2 separate regions of the Homo sapiens genome follow, and region 2 is linked to region 1. A link is a contact called in ENCODE Hi-C data. All regions are on one chromosome and are shown on one strand. Each heading gives the region's core, a stretch centred on a gene start or an enhancer-like site at or near the end of the contact. The rest is flanking DNA. Distances are from core to core; before and after follow the strand shown.

What was found. Hi-C counts contacts between places; a loop is a spot of excess contacts on that map. Pooled maps may share reads with other maps.
Region 2: a loop to region 1 is called in a pooled map, with 3 times the contacts of the local background. The contact joins two enhancer-like sites. A Hi-C loop is called at or near these places in 1 of 37 single-sample maps with no recorded cell type and 4 of 50 pooled maps.

What each region holds. Positions count from the first base shown.
Region 1 is chr1:27,883,331-27,886,334 of GRCh38, forward strand. It overlaps THEMIS2 (thymocyte selection associated family member 2), which reads left to right. Exons shown (of 6, transcript NM_001105556.3): 5 at 1,965-2,121; 6 at 2,537-3,004. The coding sequence ends at 2,592. Among named protein-coding and RNA genes, the nearest start is that of THEMIS2, 12 kb to the left of the region's middle. RefSeq lists enhancers at 265-314, 1,515-1,564. Within about 2 kb of position 1,526, at least 16 of the 41 ENCODE cell types and tissues checked have a DNase peak (open chromatin) inside an H3K27ac peak, as active enhancers do.
Region 2 is chr1:28,143,003-28,145,944 of GRCh38, forward strand. It overlaps the pseudogene RNU7-29P. Among named protein-coding and RNA genes, the nearest start is that of PTAFR, 32 kb to the right of the region's middle. RefSeq lists a silencer at 1,590-1,639. Within about 2 kb of position 1,674, at least 3 of the 41 ENCODE cell types and tissues checked have a DNase peak (open chromatin) inside an H3K27ac peak, as active enhancers do.

The DNA of each region.
Region 1 (3,004 bases), core at 276-2,775:
GTTCATGGTGCTTTCCTCTCTCCACTACTGCTGCCTTCACTCCCTAGTTCGAGCCTCATCATTTTTCTCCTAAACTACTTCAGCAGGCTCTTACAAAAGCTGTCAGAAAGGCCTCCTAACTCCTTTCTTAGTCATTGATGGACCTCAGCTCCATCTTCTGGAACCTTCTGTGGCTGCCCATCATCATGGGATGATGCAAACCCCTTAACATGGCATCCAGGGTCCTTTATAAGCTGACTTGTCGCACCTCCCCGACCCATCTTCCTCCACTCACTCTGCTGTCCACGCTCCAGCGAGAGAAATGCCCGCAGCTCCCTCATGGCGCCGGGACTCCTGCTCCAGAGCCCCACACCCAGGCCTTCTGCCAGCAGTGTTCTTCCTCCTTCAGGCTCACAGGCAAGGTGGGACTCGGATTTCTCACTCAGCAGCGGTGGTCCTGCCTCCTCTTCTGTGCTCCCACTGCACGCTCTACGTAGCTCAGGACAGGTTGTTTTTAGTGAGTCCTACCTGAGTCTCTGGCTGAAAAGAGTTCTGTCGGGGCAGGGACCTTACCTGCTCCAAGGCCAGAGAGGACCTGCTAAACGGGGCCAAACAGAATCACAGATGAGCGGGAGAGAGCCAGGCATGGGGTCAGAAAGACTAAGTTTACGTTCCGGTTCACTTACTCTGCCTGTGCTGGGTACTCCTCCGAGCGTCCTTTTTCTCACCAGTAGACCTGTGATATCCTCTGCAGCTGCTTTCTGTGACCTGCTTACTCTGTGGCAGGCCCCTGATATGCTTTGTCCCAACCAATTCTCACAGTGCTTCTGAGTTACACACCGGTGTCCTGCTTCACAGTTGAGAAGGTGAGAGGCACAGAGAGGTCAAATAGTTTACCTGAGATCACACAGCCAACAAGTGGCAGGGCCAGAGCTTGCAATTGGGTCTGACCACACAGCCTGAGCTTCTAACTACCGTGGTCTGCTGAGAACGGGAGGGGATGAGACAGATCAAAAGTCCTTTACTATCCCCAGCTCTTGTTTTGGGATCTTGGGTGACTCGTATTTAATCACGTGTGGTAGGCAGCAGGTGGCAGTGGAAATTACAAGATGACTCCTGAGTGGTCTCAGCCCCAGCAGGGGCTTTTATCTGTGGCGTGAGCGTGGGAAGTCATTTTCTGACAATGGCTGGACTGAAACATCCGAAACACAGGCCTTGTGCCAGTGCTGAAAAGGGTACTTTCCAGAACCGACAGACCTTAGCCCGTGTCTTGGCTCCCAGTGGAGGGACTCTGGGCCCGGTCACTGCTGTCGCCCTGGAACCACAACTTTTCCCCTCTGTGCGTTGGAATCTTGGTGCTGATCAGGGAGCTGTGCCGCACACTCTGTAAAGCGTGGTGGGGCGCCAAGACCTCTGCCTCTACAGGTCACAGGCGTGGCTCTGGGTCCAAACCTTGGCCCTGCTGTGGATCCCCGTGTGACCTTTGACAAGGCACACTTTCTCTCCTACATAAACTGGGAATTGAAACCACTCAGAGGGTAACTTGAGGATTAAAGAGCAGACGTCATGTAGCATCTGGCACATGGGGGAACGCAATGGAAGTCCTCTTTCTTCTGGGCCACCTCAGCTCAGGCGTCGTCACAAGGCTTTGTGGCTCCTTTCTTACGGTATCCCCACTTTGCTTTTTTCCCCTTCAGCAAGAGAATTAAAGGACATTGACCAAATTCCTAAGTGGAAAATCCCAGGAACACCCTGTCTCCAACCCCCAACCCTATCCTCATTTTCTACCCTGATCCCTTTCTCCCTTGCCAGAGAATATTTCACATGCATGTAGCAAAAACACCAGGGGTCTTGAGAGGTCATAGCCTGAAAAGGAAGTAGAGAGAGAAGCAGAGGAAGTGACACTTAACGTGAATGACCGTTTTTCATGGACTCTGCTTCCCCATTTCTTGAGACCCTGATGATTTCTGCTTTTTCTCCCAAAGTCTTCTCAAGTCTTAGGATTGCAGCAACACGCTCGGCTGCCCAAACCCAAGGCGAAGACCTTGCCAGAGTTCATCAAGGATGGCTCCAGTACGTACAGCAAGATTCCTGCCCACAGGAAGGGCCACAGGCCCGCTAAGCCCCAAAGGCAGGATCTAGGTGAGTCCCTGTGGGCGCTGCTCACCCTTGTCCTTGTGTCTCCCCTCCCTACCTTGCTGCTTCCTTTGCCTCTGGTGGCCCTGTCCAGGGACAGACCCTTCTATGGTCCCAGTTTGATGGACAGGCCTCTATGGGGTGGGCTCAGGTAGAAAGGTTCCTACTGTCTTTCCCATGGGCTCTAGGGCTTTGGCAAGGAAAATGAGTTCAGTCCCCAACATACTACCCTCCCTGCAGCATACAGGAAAATGAAAGGGTTGCAAAGTGTTGAGACAGAACAAATCGTGGTTTCTAGGCTAGCAAAGACCGTAGGGCATCCAGGCCACCTCTTTCCCTGCACAGATGAGGAAACTGCCCTACAGAAGGGAAGGAACTTGCCTAACGCTAAAGATCCTCATTGACTCGGACTCTTTTGCAGATGATGATGAACATGATTATGAAGAAATACTTGAGCAATTTCAGAAAACCATCTAAGTGCTGGAGGAACCACGCTTCCTAACTGCTGCTTCTCAGGGAATCCGACACCAGCCAACCATTTTAAGCCTCTAAAAGACCTCGGGCAAGTCTCACAGAAACTGAGCTGCAGACGGGGAGTAGCTTTGTGGAAACTGATTTGATGGACACTGCACCAGCTTCCTTCAGGTTCTAGATTCTTGCTACTTAGGGCGGGCTGGTTTGGACCTAACATCTCGCACGTGACTCCCTCAGCCTCAGAGCCTTGGGATGCAGAGCAGCTGGCAGGGTTCCTCTCAATCCTGCAACCCCAGCTGTCCCACCGGTGGATGCAGAGGGGAATCCGAGGCCATCAACCTTGGTGACAGCAGCGCAGTGCCAATGCTGATCACACTGCATGGGAGATTTTGTTAACGTCTGCCACCCCCACTCT
Region 2 (2,942 bases), core at 424-2,923, 260 kb after region 1:
CATGATCTCAACTCACCACAATCTCTGCACCTCCCAGGTTCAAGTGATTCTCCTGCCTCAGCTTCTCGAGTAGATGGGATTACAGGTGCCTGACACCATGCCCGGCTAATTTTTGTATTTTTAGTAAAGACAGGGTTTTGTCATGTTGGCCAGGCCGGCCTCGACTCCCAACTTCAGGTGATCCACCCACCTCGGCCTCCCAAAGTGCTAGGATTAAAGGTGTGAGCCACTGCGCCAGGCCCCAAGCCTACATTTTTAAGTGAGGTAGTCAAGCAGGCCTCACCGAGAAGGGGCCATTTAAGCAAAGCCTTGAAGGAAGCAAGGGAGTGAGCCATGTTGCTATCCAGGAAGAAAGTAACTCAGGCAGAGGGAAGAGGCAGTTCTACCCATAGGTGTTTGGGAGGAGTAAATGACGTGAAGTTCCCCTTGCAGTAAGTGGTCAGCAAATATTGAGTGGCCACCTCTGTCCCTCCCCTTACAGAGCTGTCAGGATCCAGGTGACATCTAAGAGCACCTTCTAGCTCCAGTGACAATGACCACTCTGGCTTCTGAGGGTCTCTGGAACACTGTGTTCATGGACGCCATCCACCCTCAGGAGTACCCTCCCTAGCTGAGCACAGCCTGAGCCCAGGGAACAGTCATTGCTGCTGGGGCTTCAACATGCATAGGGAGCACAGAGGCCTCAAAGAGGAAGCCAGAAACAGCAAGGCGGAGGCCCTCACCTTCCACTGGAGGCCTCTTGGGTCATTCCCCCAAGACAGCCCTGTCCCAGCGCTTAGGAGGCTGTGCCTGGAGGGGCTTGGGCAAGGGTACAGCCACATGGTGGAGTGGGAGGAGAGAAGGAAAGGGACCCATGCTTACTAAGGCAGATCTGGCTTTGAATATTATTATGCCACTTAGTAGCTCTTTTACCTTTATAAATCTCTGAACCCTTCTGAGACTCGATTTCCCTATCTGTAAAATGGGCATGAAATGTTCTATTCTGTGGGGTGGTTGTGAGGACTCAATGACATAAGATAGGTGAAAGTGGCAAGCAAATAGCTGGGTCCCCCTTCCTTCTGTACCAGGTACCTGAGAGGCAGCCACTATGTCTTATTCAGTCAGCTTGGGTCCTTATTTATTTTATTCATTTCTTTTTTTCCCTTCTTTTTTAAGGGGCTTTCTGGCAAAAACTGAAAAGCCTGCTAGACAAATTCTAAAAGAGCTGTAACATTTGTTTTATTCATTTCTGTCGGGATAAAACCACCCATGTTTCAGGGAGTATGAGGTTTCAGTGAGATAACAGATCAAAATTGTGCTTAGCATAGTTACTGGACCAAAATAGGCACTCCATAGGTGTTTGTTGGGTACCTAAAGGGATGGAGGGATGGATGGATGGATGGATGGATGGATGGTTAGAGGGATAGATAGATGGATAGAGGGATGGTGGGATGGAGGGATGGATAGGTGGATAGACAGATGGGTATGTGGGAGGATGGCTTGCTGGTAGGATATCAAAGGGAATAGGACTTTTTATACAGAAATACCAAGTCTGCACAAAAACCAGGTGCTTTACAAGAAGGTCTTATATCTCTTTGTGGCCTTAGGTCTTGAGCACATATATAACACAGATGAGTAAAAACAGGCATAAATGTATCCAGGTCTAGTCAACTGTGACCTCCACTTACCACTCTTGGGTCTATGACTCATCTCAACGAGGCCAGATCTTACATAAGCAAGCATTCTCCAACTGAGATCACTGGTGGTTCCCTGAGGCAAAAGCTGAGATCAGGGGCAAATGCAAGGTGAGGCTTTCCTGATACACAGGATGCCTTGGAAATTCTAATCAGTGATGTTTCATCAAAAGAATTACAACTCAGCTTTTCCCATAATTCCTGTCACCGTTGCAAGAATGGAGAGATGCAGGTGAACAGCCAGCCCTGCATCCGCTGCAGCTCCACACTGTGTAACTTCTGCAATCACTTAGTCTCTCTGAGCCCCACGATCTCCTTAGTAAGATGAAGGGGTTGAACCCTCCCAGCTCCAAGATGTTCTGATTCTCTGAAAACTCCCTACATCTTCCTTTAAAATATGGACCTAGAACTTTGGAAGAACATGTATTACATTTCTTTTCCATCTATCTCTATAGAGTCTTCTCAAAACCTTTTAAAATATTTGCATGTATCTGTCAACATGTCTGTTTATGCTAAACCCTGGGGAAGCTGTACACTTTGGAGACAGACAGATCTCAATTCCAGGCTATATGTGAGAAACTGGAGACAGATTATTTAGATCCGGTTCCTGCCCCCCAGGATAGGAAAGACAGGCATTGAAAGGAATTAATTTCAATGGTCACAGTAATTAAGGTATACAAATGTTGGACCCTCCCAGTCCCAAAATGCTGCCTGGAGGAATTCAGAAGGCTACCTATTGGAGTATTCTGGGATATGTCAAAAAGAAGAGGGGAGCTGCGGCAGCTCAGGCCGGTCGTCCTGGCCCTCGGGGAGGCGAGGCTACACGTTTGAGGCCAAGCCTGGTCAACACTGACAAAAAAAAAAAAAATTGGCCAGGCGGTGAAACCCCGTCTCTACTAAAAATACAAAAAAATTAGCCAGGCATGGTGATGGGCCTGTAATCTCAGCTACTCGGGAGGCTGAGGCAGGAGAATGGCATGAACCCAGGAGGTGGAGCTTGCAGTGAGCCAGGCTGGCGTCACTGCACTCCAGCCTGGGTGACAGATCGAGACTCCATCTCAAAACATAATAATAATAAAACAAAATAAAATAAAAAAGAAGAGAAGGGCTGGGTACAGTGACCCATTCCCGTAGTCCCTGCTACTGGGGAGGCTGAGGTAGGAGGATCACTTGAAGCCAGAAGTTCGATCCTGTAGTGTGCAATAGGCATGCCGGTAAACAGCCATTGCGTGCCAGCCTGGGCAATATAGCAAGACCCCACCTCCAGGA